3 separate regions of the Homo sapiens genome follow, and regions 2 and 3 are each linked to region 1. A link is a contact called in ENCODE Hi-C or POLR2A ChIA-PET data. All regions are on one chromosome and are shown on one strand. The core of a region is the stretch at or near the end of the contact, and the rest is flanking DNA. Distances in the headings are between cores, read along the strand shown. Region 1 holds the start of NMD3 (NMD3 ribosome export adaptor). Region 2 overlaps PPM1L (protein phosphatase, Mg2+/Mn2+ dependent 1L). Region 3 holds the start of SPTSSB (serine palmitoyltransferase small subunit B).

Region 1 (4,703 bases), core at 1,607-4,106:
CTCACCTATTATTTTCAGGTGAGATTTGAGGTTAAATAAAAAGTGCAAAGTGAGTTTCCCTCTGGTATTGTTTGCCAATATTATCCCACTCAGTCCAATCCTAGCAAGCTCATTCAGGCTCATGAGAGAGGTAGTTGAAATCAAGAACTTACTTTTGACATCTGGAAATCTTAGTGGTGGGGGCTGGCAGATGAAGAGAGAAATATAGGTGCCTTCTACTACAGAAGTATTTCATTTATCAAAAGGTTGTGGATAGGAATAGACGGCCTCAGCCTCAGAAGGGGAGGTAGGCTGCTATGGTGAGGGTCTGGGTTCAGAAACAAACTGTATTTCACGTCCCAGTTCTATCAATTATTTGCTATAGGACTTTCAACAAATTGCCTAATCTAATCCAGCCTCATCTGTAATATGTAAGGTCCATGAGGGCAGGGACCATATCTGTGCTGTTATTATCATACATCAAGTGCTTAAGAAGCCTGGTATTCAGAGCCAAATCAAATAATTGTAGAAGGAATGTGTTAAAAAATGAGCAGCCTTTGACATTTAGAAGCTGGTCTGGTACTTGCAGCTATGCCATAATATTTTCCTATTAGACAGAAATAATTTCACAGAATACTAAACTCAGACAAGATTACTCTGAAACCATGATAAAATGAGGCAAAGAAGGTCACTTCATAATTTTGTCTAAGCACAGACCAAAATAAGTTCACTATGCCACCCACAAAATACCAAACATTCCCTTTCTTCACCAAAATGAGTGACTGCTACTTCTTTGCTAATTGCAGCTTTATCCTCCTGCTTCCCTTTGTGTAAATAAGATTTACTGAGACATCCAATCACAGAATTGCCCCTGCTTTCTGACAGCATCCAATCTATAGAAAAACCTCTATTTTCTTAGGGCCTCCCCGAAAACACCCGCCCAAAGCCCCAATCCTATGATAGGTTTGTTCTAAACACCCTCTTACTGAGATACCCAAAGGGTATCCATGGTGAGTGTCTGGGCTCACTTCGAAGAGTAATAAATAGACAGAAGCTGCTTAACTACAGCTGTGTTCCTAGTGGTGTTTGGTTGAGGGCATAGGCAGTGTGAATAGAAAAAACGGGGAGAAAAACACTGTCTCTTCAGAGTTGTGGTGGGTATTAAATGGATAATTAATTTACCAATATATATTGAGGGTCTGTTTTGTGTCAGCTGCTGTGCTAGGTGCACCAAGAAGAACAAGACCCGAATTGCTCTCCAGGGTTTTGAAACTGCTGGGCATGCAGAGTAGAAAATTTATGATCCAATTCAAAGCACTATTATAGAGGCATATACCTCGTATAAAGGTGTTATCATAGAACCATATATACAGAAGGAGCATGTAACTCCTCTGGCCCTTAGGGACCGAAGGAGTCAGAAAAGAGAGGATGTATGGTGGACAGGATAATGGCTCTGCAAAGATGTCCTATTCCCTGAAATCTGTGAATATATTACCTAACATGGCAAACGAACTTTACAGATGTGATTAAATTTCTTGAGATGGAGAGATTATTCTGGATTATTTGGTTGGGCCCAGTGAAATCACAAGTGTCCTTGTAAGAGGGGTGCGGGGGGGTGGGGGTGAGAAAAGGAGACTCTGACTGCAAAATGATGTGGGACCACAAGCCAAGGAATGTGGGCAGCGTGTAGAAGTTGGAAAGGGCCAGGGAATGGATTTTCTCCTGGAGCCTCCAGAGTCAGCCCTCACCATCTATTTAGACCTGTAGCTTCCAGAACTGGAAGAGAACAAATTTGTGTTTTCTAAGCCAACTAAATCAGTGATAATTTGTTAGAGCAGCACTAGGAAACTAATTCAGGCTTAATCTTTAGTGCCGAGTCCCGGGTAGAAGCAAAGGAAGACTATTTTCTGTGAGGACCTGCCAGTTGGTCTTCATGGCTTGCGAGTACGTGTGCTTGGGAGTAGGACAGGATATGTGGAGATCAGATCCTGAAAGGTCTTCTTTCCACACAAAGAAACTGGAAATAATGCTGAAGGTAATCAGAGGCCACTGAAGGATTAAAAGCAGGGGAGTGTGACAAAATCAGAACTGCATTTCAGAAGGATGAATTGAAGTCTACAAGTAGAGACAACAGACGAGAGGCTACTTAAGTATTCTGGGCAAGAAATGATGAGAGGCTGTCTCTGATCACCCTCTACAAAACGCCTTTGCTTATTCCTTGAAATTTGGGATGAGAGGATTTAGAAAAAAAAATGGTTGTACTCTTCAAATATTTGAAAGGCTGTCATGAGACAGATTAGACACGGTCTGTGCTGCTCCAAGTTTGAGGGATAAATCAGTCATAAGAAGATATTAAATGCACTATCCGGAAGCACATAATTAATAATTTGTCTAAAAATCGCATAGACTTCTTCACAGATAATTATGCTTTACATTTCATTCTTTCAACAAATAATCATTTGAGCAGTTAGCATGTGGCAGGCATCAGGCCTGTATATGACGGTGAACCAAACAGACAAAAGGCACTGCCCTGGATGGAGTTTCTTTGCATAAGGTACCGTTTACAGATAACTTTTATATAAAATAATCATTTAATCAAGAAGCAAGCTCACAGTCGGGATAGCTGAAAAGAGACTAATATACGGGCGAGGTTGGTTTGGAGTAAACCCTGGCCTGGGAAAATCGAGACGATAACTGAAAAGCAGTCACTGACGGCAAATGAGCCCCTGGGACTTCTCTCCGCGAGCTTTCCCAGCCACCAGGCCGCTCCCATCACCCTTCCGCCCGTCGGTGCCGCCCCTTTCCTCGTCCCCACCCCGTCCCTTTTAATACGTCACTCGGGCCGCGGGATTTCGAGCATTTCGCTCGCGAGATCTTCTCTGTGGCGGAGACAGCCAGGTTGGCAGCTGACGGGACAGCCGGGGTCTATTTTGTTGCGGGTTTTCAGCAAATCCAGGGCTGGTCTGGAGGCGCGAAGTAGGTTCCGGAGTCCGAGACCTGGGCTGTCGGCCGCGGGCCCCTGAGTAGCGGATGGGGCGGGCTCCCCGGCCTCGGGGCCGTGCTCAGTCTGCGTGAGCGCCGCGTGCCCGGAACCCGTGTGCGGTCGCGCCCCGGGGTTGGGGGTCGGCGTGGGTGGCCCTCGGGCGCCGGGACGCCGTCCGGAGACTCCTGTGGCGTGGGTCTGAGGCGCGGTGGTCCGGTGCGGTCCCTGGGCTGGTGGAGAGCGGGAGGGCCCGGGCGTCCACAATCCCGAGCTGACCTCGCCCTTGGTCGTCCAGGGTTGGAGCCCAGGTGAGATGGAGGTCAGCGGCAGAGCTGGGTGGCCCGAGGGTCTTGCAGCTGGGAAGCTCAGGAAATCCCATGGTCCTCATCTTAAAGTTCTTTTTAACGAACTTACCCAGTGGAGTTGGGTTTCCTTCTTTCCTGCTTTTTCGAAGTTCTGTGAATATATTAATTATTCAGAGAGACTGGAGGAAGACGTAAAAAGAGGAGACTAGGTAAAGTGATTTAAATCCCAACATTCTCTTTTTTTTTTTTTTTTTTTTTTTTTTTTTTAAAAGAACTTAAGGCATACAGAACGATGGAGTATATGGCAGAATCCACCGACCGCAGCCCTGGACACATGTGAGTGCGACACTTCTTCCTTCCCCCTTAAATGTGAAAATCTTCAGTGAGCCCGGGAAACTCACTATGGAGAACGCTTGAGGGTGGGTGGGAAAGAGCGTATATTGTCATAAATGGGAAAAAATAGAAGTCTTATTTCTGTAGAAAATCGAATTAGTTTCTGGTTATAAAGCTTGTTCTAGTAAATATAAGCTCTAAGAGGGTTAAAATATTTACCATACATCCTTTTAGATCGGCACTGTCCAATATGTAGCCATTAGCTACGTGTGGCTATTTAAATTTACTTTTTACTTACTTTTTTTTTTTGAGACGGAATCTCGCTCTGTTGCCCAGGCTGGAGTGCAGTAGTGTGATCTCGGCTCACTGCAACCTCCACCTCCCGGGTTCAAGCAATTCCCTGCCTCAGCCTCCCGAGTAGCTCGGATGACTTCCTGATTTTTATTGGAGATTATAATGTAGTAATTTTTAAATTTTGAACATCTTAAATCTTAGTTATCAATTTTTAATTTCTTGCATTTAAGTTCAAATTAACTTTTTTTTTTTTGCTGTTAAATAGGTTTAATGATACAGTGCTCTTCAAAGAGATTACTACAGAGACTTTTAAACGATAATCCTGGAATCGTTCAGCACAGACCAATTAGCTAAATCTAAAATAAATTGGCTTCTTACCACAACTACCCTGTAAACATTGTAGTCCTTCTGTCTAGAATGACCCTAATCTCACAGGAAAACAGTAACTATGGAGAAACTAGCTTTGTGGCCAAAAGTAAAAACCAAAGGAAAAATAGGAATTCAGTGGTTAGTGAAAGCAGGAAATTTGGCCCCCTTCCCTGTGATGCTTTACTCTTCCCTTGTCCATCAGTTAGCTCAGTGGGTTTGAATAAGCCATCTGAAAATGTCTTTGGAGCTCAGCATAGTGCTGATCTTCCTTGTTCTATCAGTAGCTTTTAACAGACACTTGTCTAAGGGCTCAAAGCCCTTCACAGAACCCTTTCTTGGAATGGGTTGTTTGACCATTATACTTCCCTCCGGACAACCAGCACTTCTGGAAGAGCCTGGTTAGCTCTGTCAGGAACTGCTTTCTTTCCAGGTGGTACCGC
Region 2 (4,703 bases), core at 1,491-3,990, 190 kb before region 1:
GTTCAACTAACACCTAGGATCCTCAAACCAAGGCAACAGGAATCCTAATGAGGGGATGGGGGTGAAGAGGGAGGAAGTAGAGGTGGCAGATTTTGAAGGCTTGGAGCATGCTTATGAAGAACAAATATGAGTACAGTGCCTCAGTACAGAGAAGTCCTTTTTTTTTTTTTTTGAGAGATAAGAGTCTTACTCTATAGCCCAAGCTGGAGTGCAATGGCATGATCTCAGCTCACTGCAACCTCCGCCTCCCGGGTTCAAGTGATTCTCCTGCCTCAGCCTCCTGAGTAGCTGGGATTACAGATGTGCATCACCACGCCTAGCTAATTTTGTATTTTTTTTTTTTTTTTTTTTTTTTAGTAGAGATGGGGTTTCACCATGTTGGTCAGGCTGGTCTTGAAATCCTGACCTGAGGTGATCCACCCACCTCGGGATTACAGGCATGAGCCACCGCCCCTGGCCCACAGAAAAGTTGTAAAGTATTGGGTGTTAAGGGATGGGTCACATCCAGGGAGGAGATAGAGTATCCTTTGAGATAAGAGTCAACTCCCATTCACAGTTTCTACAAAGAAAATAAAGTACCTAGGAATACAACTTACAAGGGATCTGAAGGACCTCTTCAAGGAGAACTACAAACCACTGCTCAACGAAATAAGAGAGGACACAAACAAATGGAAAAATGTTTCATGCTCATGGATAGGAAGATCAATATCATGAAAATGGCCATACTACCCAAAGTAATTTATAGATTCAATGCTATCCCCATCAAGCTACCATTGACTTTCTTCACAGAATTAGAAAAAACTGCTTTAAATTTCATATGGAACCAAAAAAGAGCCCGTAGAGCCAAGAGAATCCTAAGCAAACAGAACAAAGCTGGAGGCATCATGCTACCTGACTTCAAACTATACTACAAGGCTACGATAACCAAAACAGCATGGTACTGGTACCAAAACAGAGATATAGACCAATGGAACAGAACAGAGGCCTCAGAAAAAAATGTGACACATCTACAACTATCTGATCTTTGACAAAGCTGACAAAAACAAGCAATGGGGAAAGGATTCCCTATTTAATAAATGGGGTTGGGATAACTGGCTAGCTATATGTAGAAAACCGAAAATGCACCCCTTCCTTATACCTTATACAAAAATTAACTCGAGATGGATTAAAGACTTCAACGTAAGACCTAAAACCATAAAAACCCTAGAAGAAAACCTGGGCAATACCATTCAGGACATAGGCATGGGCAAAGACTTCATGACTAAAACACCAAAAGCAATGGCAACAAAAGCCCAAACTGACAAATAAGATATAATTCAACTAAAGAGCTTCTGCACAGCAAAAGGAACTATCATCAGAGTGAACAGGCAACCTACAGAATGGGAGAAAATTTTTGCAATCTGTCCATCTGACAAAGGGCTAATATCCAGAATCTGCAAGGAACTTAAACAAATTTACAAGAAAAAAGCAAACAACCCCATCAAAAAGTGGGTGAAGGATACGAACAGACACTTCTCAAAAGAAGACATTTATGCAGCCAACAAACTTATGAAAAAAAAGCTCATCATCACTGGTCATTAGAGAAATGCAAATCAAAACCACAATGAGATACTATCTCATGCCAGTTAGAATGGTGATCATTAAAGTCAGGAAACAACAGATGCTGGAGAGGATGTGGAGAAATAGGAACACTTTTACACTGTTGGTGGGAGCGTAAATTAGTTCAGCCATTGTGGAAGACAGTGTGGCGATTCCTCAAGGATCTAGAACCAGAATTACCATTTGACCCAGCAATCCCATTACTGTGTATATACTCAAAGGATCATAAATCATGCCACTATAAAGACACATACACGTGTATGTTTATTGTGGCACTGTTCACAATAGCAAAGACTTGGAACCAACCCAAATGGCCATCAATGATAGACTGGATAAAGAAAATGTGGCACATATACACCATATAATACCATGCAGCCATAAAGAAGGATGAGTTCATGTCCTTTGCAGGGATGTGGATGAAGCTGGAAACCATCAATCTCAGCAAAGTAACACAGGAACAGAAAACCAAACACTGCATGTTCTCATTTATAAGTGGGAGTCAAACAATGAGAACACATGGACACACAGAGGGGACCATCACACACTGGGGCCTGTCGGGGGGGTGGAGGACTAGGGGAGGTAGGGGAGGGATAGCATTAGGAGAAATATCTAATGTAGATGACGGGTTGATGGGTGCAGCAAACCACCATGGCACGTGTATACCTATGTAACAAACCTGCATGTTCTGCACATGTATCCCAGAACTTAAAGTACAATAAAAAAATAAAAGAAAATGTGGCACATATACACCATGGAATACTATGCAGCCATAAAAAAGAATGAGTTCATGTCCTTTGCAGGGACATGGATGAAGCTGGAAGCCATCATTCTCAGCAAACTAACACAGGAACAGAAAACCAAACACCACATGTTCTCACTGATAAGTGAGAGTTGAACAATGAGAACATATGGGCACAGGGAGGGGAACATCACACACTGAGGCCTGTCAGGGGGTGGGGGGCAAGGGGAAGGATAGATGACTAGTTGATGAGTGCAGCAAACCACCACGGCACATGTATACTTGTGTAACAAACCTACACATTCTCCACATGTATCCCAGAACTTAAAGTATAATTAAAAAAAAAAAAAAAGAGTGAGCCATCTTGCAGTTTTGACTGAGCTTTGTTCTGCTTATTGAATAGGTAAGTAACCCAAACGGAAAGAAGTGGTGAGCAATGCAGGAAGTGCTCAAGCCTGATGTAAAACAGGAAAACTTCTGTTTCATGGTTTGTGTTGCACAGCGCCCCTCGGCCAAAGAGGAAAGAGCTAATTTTGAGATAAGTAACCATTGCTTCTAATTCTTTAGAAAGTGCTTTTGACTGTAGACAGACATGCTAAAGGCTGTGCCTCATTGTTTGAAGTCCAGATACGTACAACTACTCCTTGTTGTTACTGTAAAAATAGTTCCTGAAAGAATGACTAAAAAGAATAGGAGATGCAAGATTAAAATAACATGAATGGGAGAGGAAGTACAAGACTAAAACTTCCTCATGTCAGAGGTAAGATTGCTTTATTTCCCAACTAAATAAAATCAGGTCATGTATGATTGTTAATGGCAATTCTTGCCAGGAACTTAACCAAAGTTAAAATAATTTTACAGGTTGCTCTAACTTTCCCAGTTTCTGGACATTCCCAATAGATGACTTTGTTATTTTCAAGGACATTCTTGGGGTTTGAACACATTGTTTCTTTTTTGCAGTGCTTTTCAGCATATGATTGAACGTACTCAAGAAGGGTCATGGTTAGTTCAGCAAGCTGATTTCAACATTTGGTGATTGTCTCCAGTTAATGAGCTATACATATGATGTCCGCTTTTATTTTCATCATCATAAACCACAGAAAAAAGGGGAAACAGTATACCAGCAAGTCAGCAAGTCCAAATCAAGCCATGACTCAGATTTCCTAAGAAAGAAAAGATCAGACTCTGCTTTGACATATTCTATCTTAAATTTTGAAATTACTTTGGGGACAACATTAATTATCCAGGTCAGTGTGGGGGAATAGCAGTTCCTCCTTGATCATCCTCTTCATATGGTATAATCACTAACTTCACAGATCTGTACTGAAAAGTTGTTTACCTTTGGGGAAATGGCTCATTATAAGTATGTATATAGGGAATAGTAATATAAGAAAAAATCATAAAGATTTGAGGGTAAGTAGAGAAGATCAGACCCTGTGGAAGTTAATAGCATGGCCCTTGGAACCAGATTACCTAGATTCAAATCCCATCTTCTCTTCTTAATACCTCTGTGACCTTGGACAAATTACTTACCCTTTTTGTGTCTTAGTTCAACCATCTGCAAGATGGGGATATGAGAGTATTATTAGTAGATTGATGTGAGGATTATGTGAATGAGTGTTTGTAAAGCACTTAGAACAATGCTTGTTACAGAGTAGGTGCTCAATAAATGTGACCTGTAATTGTTATCCTTCAGTAATTGGTAAATTTTATGTCTGTAGTCATAGAGTTTGGTTCTTAACCCAGGCCCGGTGCCATTCAAGACACTGCAGAACATAGTGCATATTCCTTCATGTTTATCTAGGTTTTTTTCTCCTTTTTAATGTTACCTTTAGTCCCATACTAGTCATTATCAACCTGTGGTCACCAGTCAGGGAAGTACATTCGTATTGATTGCTGCAAATGCAAAGGTGCTTTCAGAGCAGAGATCCTTGATTTTAAGGGACTCCCATTAAGGTTGAAAAGATGGGACAAGTCCGTTTTTCCTGCCAAGAAAGACATGGCTTCCATGAAATCTTATTTACTATATTTTTGTATCTAACAAGTTCTCTAGGAAGCCTCTCATTTTTGAATCGTAAAAAAGGTCTGTATTCAAAGCAAAAATCCTTTAAAAAAATCTTTGATAATTCTGATCTCTGTGCTTTGCTAGCCCAGATTTTTATTATCTGACCCTATGGTATCCATAAGCATGGTTTTAAAGGTATGTCCACAAGTTATTTGATACTTCTCTCATTGCGGTGGAACTTAATTCTTCTCCCTTTGAGTGCAGGGAGGACTTTATGATTCCTTTGTAGTGAATGAATATAGCAGAAGTGATGGGATAATACTTCTGAGACTGGGTTATATAAAGACTGGCTTCTGACTT
Region 3 (4,703 bases), core at 640-3,139, 150 kb after region 1:
GGATGGTTGGAGGAAGAGAGCCTCAGAACTCTCAGTTGCTCTTATCTAGAATAGAGCTCTGAAACACAAAGCTGGGGATGATGAGTAATGCTGGTGGCCTGCTTCTCTCAGGGTATACTGTAGACGAGGATCTAGGTTGAGAGGGGGCCCTGCGTTAGTGGCTGCACCCATCCTTACTGGAACATCATCACACTCAACTGGAGAGGGTGGGGAAATATATTGTGGTTCAAGCATCACAATTGTTTGCAGTTCTTACTGAAATATAAGAGATTGTCTTGAATAAATATTTTCTTCGTGCTGTATGTCCTTAGGACAATTACCAGGAACTTTAAATGGTTATTTATCTATAATTTTCACCAGTTATTGTTGTTTTTAGGGAGTGGATTTGAAAAGCTCTTCACATCACCATTCTGGAAGTGAGTCCCATTTGGATCATTTTTTATGAATATTTTGTTTCTTTTATACTTGGTGGTAAGATAGTGGCAAAACTCTCTTTATAATTAGCATAGTAGAGATAGAATTGCTGTACAATTATAAAGGGCAGTTTTTATAAAAGTATTTGCAAATTTACAGTGAATTAAGAAAACCAATGAGAGTTGAGGACTGGTTGATTTTCAACTTCAAATCGACTTTCAACTTCAAATCTAGTCGAATTCTAGAATGACCATGCTTTGTTTTGACAAATAATTTTTAATTTATTATCATTAAATAGTTGTAAATAAATATCTGGATAATGAGAGTGACAGTACATTTCATACTACAGCTTGTTGGTTTTGGTCTAGTTATCTATGTACAAAGCCTTCACAGCCCTTGAGAAAGTCACCGAAATGACCTGTTTTAAACAGCATAGGAATAATTCAGATGTGGAAATCAAGTTATTAAAAATTCAACACTTTTATGTATACATTTTAGAATTTCACTAGCAAAAATTACCATGTCTTTCTTAATTTTTGTCTAATTCAAAATAAGTACTGCACCACAAAATCTTTTTGAAAAACAATTTTCCCAACTCCCCTGATGCAGTTATTTGGACTTTGGGGCTAGTTCTTACATTTAACAATTCTTCAAACTCCTTATGTGATTGTGGACTGGGCTCATATGTGAATTGCCAACCAGTTGAATGTCACTTTAGTTGAAACAAATCTGGAGTCCAACTCATATTTAAAATGCTACTCTAAACATTTCCCCACCTTCTTCATCCCCATGGCAAAGTTAACTATTTAGCTAACTCTAGCTGGCTGTCTTTTGGTGAAGAAGTTTGGTTACTTATAAAGGATGACTTAAGTATCTTTGAGAAAATACATACTGCTTAATACTTACAAGAGAATGTTAAAATGTATTCCTTGTTGGAAATTCTTCACTTTTTGGCAGGTGACTTGTGTGTACTATTGCCTAAAGTACAGTAGTTTAAGTAGCTTATGGGCAGAGAGGGATTGTATAGGAGCACGGAACTAGGTAAAGATGAATATTTAAGAAGGAAACCAAGCACAACCCAATGATATTTTCCTGAGTCGTTAATGGACTACACGAAGGTAAATAGTGAAAATAGTAAAGAAATTTTCTCTTCTTTTAGTTTGGAAAGTTTCAGTGTTAAAGTTTGGCTTCTACTGAGTGAAACATCTTAGTTTCCCACATAGTGAAAGGTAAATGGAAAAATCCATCAATTCTGAAAATTGTAATGCAGTTAAATAATAAACTGATAAATTGCATTAAAGCTCAGTATTAATTTTTTCCTCCTATAGAGACAGGAATTCTATCCTACTAAAGCTACTTAACAGTTCAAGTAGGTATTTTGGAAGATGCTTACCTCCCAGTTGGGTGTATCTCCCTGCGGCTTAGGTGAGCGCCGAGGCTTTGGCTCCTCCCCAGCTGCTGCGAGCTTCCCACTGCGCCGGGCGCCTGGGAGCCTCCCGGAGTTAGGTGTTCGGCCCCGCCCTCAGGACTCTTGCTAAAACTCAAATTCTACCTGGCTAATTCCGGTGATTAATTATTGACAAAAGGAAAACACTCCTACGCAAACTTGTGTCCAACCGCACTGCTCCCAGCGACTCCTTCCAGAAGAGAATGCCTGCTGCAACACTCCCCTCCCCCCCTTGCTCTATGGTCCCAACTTCTCATACGCTGCCACTCTTAGTCCTGGGCGATCAGACTGGTCCTCGGAGGAATGCAGCCCAACGACTTCTACATTTTAAAATCTGGTTTTCTGCAGCTCGTTCGCAGTTCTCCAGGGACCAGCCTCTCGAGAGGGGGCGCTTTCCCGGTGCAGGGGAAGCCGGGGCTCCGAGAGCAACAGAGGCGGCTGAGGCGTCGCTGTCACCTCCGGCTGCTGCAGTAAAACCCCGAGCCGAGGCGGGGACGGGGAGGAGGGGATAGGGAGGCGCCCTCCCCCGCTCTGGGGCTGGGATCCCCGACTCTACTGAAGGGGCACGTCCTTTGGCGGTGGTAGAGGGGCGGGCGGATAAACAGGAGGTAGAAGGTGGGAGCTCTGGGGCTTTAGCCTAAGCTGCGTTAAAGCGCTCAGGGAAAGCCCGCGCCCAGCATCCATCGGGCTGCAGACTTTGGCAAGGGGGCGAAGAAGCCCGGGTGTAAGCGCAGCAGGACTGCGTCTGAAACTCGGCATCAGGCTGCTAAGTGAGCCCAGGGCTCGGGCTGGGGCAGCGGGCGGCCAAGCAAGCATCCCACCCCATTTATTTGTCAAAAACCGAAGAAAGCAAAGCCTTTTAGCACTGGCAGCTAATTTTGGTGCCTCTGAACGTGTGAAACGCCCCTCCCCGCCCCACTCGCATCCTGCCACCTTGCCCGCGGTAGCTAGGAGGTTAATCGTTAAAAAGGTGGACTCCCCCAGGGAAATAGATGAAAGGATCGTGCCCGGAGAACTTGTGTGTGCCCACTCACAAGTGCAGAGAATTAATCTCGGCCCGGACTGCGGCAGGAGGGCAAACTGGGGAAAGAAGGCTGGGAGGCGGCCCGGTGGTGCAGAGACGCGCGGCGCCTGCTCCCGCGGCTCCCGGGGCTGGCGTGCCCTGCGCTTACGCTCCGCGCTCGAATATCTTCCCCGGAGGGCTCGGGACCAGCGCGAGCACCTTCCCTGGAAGCCCACATCCATCACCCAGCGATCTCCTCTCCATCGAGAGCAGGGCTTGCTGAGAGTGGCGGAGGACCTTGAAGGCTCCCGGTTCTGTATCTCCGTGGCCGAGACGCTTTCTGCTCGAGGCCCAGGGGAGTCCGGGAGCGAAAGCCTCTTTTGATGAATGAGCATTTGGGCAGTATCTGCCCATCAGCCCCCACTGCCGAAGGAGGAGACACTGCACATGCTCGGCCAGGGCTGATTGTGTTAAAGCGCGAATTTTAGCTGCTGGCAGGTCTCTGCTCATCCTCACAACGCGCTTTCAGCGGGTTCCACACTGCCAGGGCTATTACGAAGAGGGAGGCTCACGTTATTGGGCGGTGGTGTCTCCATGCAGGAGGGAGGATGTCCCCAGAGGAAGCTAAAGGTAGATGGGGGCAGGGAAGGGAACCAATAGAAACAGAGCACCTGCTTGGGCCCGTGTTAGCCATTTTACGTAGTTATCATTTCCTTCTGCTCCCGTGTCTAAATAGCAGCAACCACTGCTAGTGTTATTTATTTCTTTATCACTTTATGTTGGTCACATTCCTTATCTTTTGGCTTCTCGCGACACACCTTGCAATATTGGCAGGGTAGATATGACCACTCAGGGCATGTAGATCAGGAAATAGAAACCCTAAGAAAGGACTTGGCGGGGACTACCAAGGCCATGTTGGTGAGGCCAATTCTATTTACACTGGTAAATCTTATTTTTCATTATCTATTTACCCCCACTTAGTTGTGACACTCCACCCTCCATACTGTGATTGCACATTTGTGGAAATATAGAAATAGACCTTCTTGGCAAAGGTTTGTGAAATGGATATGAGACCTTGCAACTACTCCAACTGGAGGTTGGGGGAAACTGGCACAGCTGGCAGATGTATTCAGACCATTAAAAATAATCTTAAATAACATACACGTATTATAACCACACACAGGAACATCTTTATGAATATCTTAGCACCTCCAAACGGAGAATACATATTAACATGTTTTCCATACAACTATAGAACATTCTCGAAACTTAACTAGATCACAAACTATAGGTCAACACTTTTATTTTTATTTTTATTTTGGAGACAGGGTCTCACTCTGTCGCCCAGGTTGGAGCGGAGAGGCACAGTCACAGCTCACTGCAGTCTCAGCCTCCTGGGCTCAAGTGATCCTCCCGCCTCAGCCTCCTGTGTAGGTGAGACTACAGGCACGTGCCAGTACACCCAGCTATTTTTTAAATTCCTTAGAGAAGGGGTCTCATTTTGATGTCCAGGCTTAGGTCAACACATTTTAAAAGGCAGAAGTCATACAGACCACATCATCCATCAAAATACAATAAGGATAAAATTAACAACAAACATTTACCCTGATTGATATACTATTGGAAATTTAAAGATGCTTTGAATCTGTATTAAAAAGCACAAATGGGAAAATTACAAACTCTTTAGGAACAGAAGAAAAACAAAAACCCTACATAACAAAATTGAGAGAATACAGAAAAGCCAAACAATCTATGAAATTACACACTAAGTGTCTTTATTGCAAAACAATGTACAAGGAGACTTAGAAAAAATTGTGAAAGAATTATGTTAACTAATAA

Evidence for each region. Hi-C counts contacts between places; a loop is a spot of excess contacts on that map. ChIA-PET counts read pairs that join two places held with the same protein, here RNA polymerase II (POLR2A). Pooled maps may share reads with other maps.
Region 2: a map of endothelial cell of umbilical vein shows a loop between it and region 1 (7-fold over the local background). The contact joins the enhancer-like site here to the promoter of NMD3 in region 1. A Hi-C loop is called at or near these places in 1 of 168 maps with a recorded cell type or tissue (endothelial cell of umbilical vein) and 9 of 50 pooled maps. POLR2A ChIA-PET finds 5 or more read pairs at or near these places in 4 of 52 experiments (OCI-LY7, WTC11, activated B cell and 1 more).
Region 3: a loop to region 1 is called in a map of CD4-positive, alpha-beta memory T cell, with 4 times the contacts of the local background. The contact joins the promoter of SPTSSB here to the promoter of NMD3 in region 1. A Hi-C loop is called at or near these places in 1 of 168 maps with a recorded cell type or tissue (CD4-positive, alpha-beta memory T cell) and 6 of 50 pooled maps. POLR2A ChIA-PET finds 5 or more read pairs at or near these places in 2 of 52 experiments (CD4-positive, alpha-beta T cell and WTC11).

The regions. Positions count from the first base shown.
Region 1 is chr3:161,218,455-161,223,157 of GRCh38, forward strand. NMD3 (NMD3 ribosome export adaptor) reads left to right here and starts at 2,857. Exons shown (of 16, transcript NM_015938.5): 1 at 2,857-2,955; 2 at 3,540-3,603. The coding sequence starts at 3,560. It also overlaps the pseudogene SRP14P5. RefSeq lists enhancers at 2,430-2,539, 2,599-3,100 and a silencer at 3,020-3,219.
Region 2 is chr3:161,032,536-161,037,238 of GRCh38, forward strand. All of the region lies in intron 2 of PPM1L (protein phosphatase, Mg2+/Mn2+ dependent 1L), which reads left to right. Among named protein-coding and RNA genes, the nearest start is that of B3GALNT1, 70 kb to the right of the region's middle. Within about 2 kb of position 2,741, at least 4 of the 41 ENCODE cell types and tissues checked have a DNase peak (open chromatin) inside an H3K27ac peak, as active enhancers do; they include OCI-LY7 and endothelial cell of umbilical vein, where a contact is called at or near this core.
Region 3 is chr3:161,369,628-161,374,330 of GRCh38, forward strand. SPTSSB (serine palmitoyltransferase small subunit B) reads right to left here and starts at 1,890. Exons shown (of 3, transcript NM_001040100.2): 1 at 1,808-1,890. RefSeq lists enhancers at 1,363-1,917, 1,918-2,472.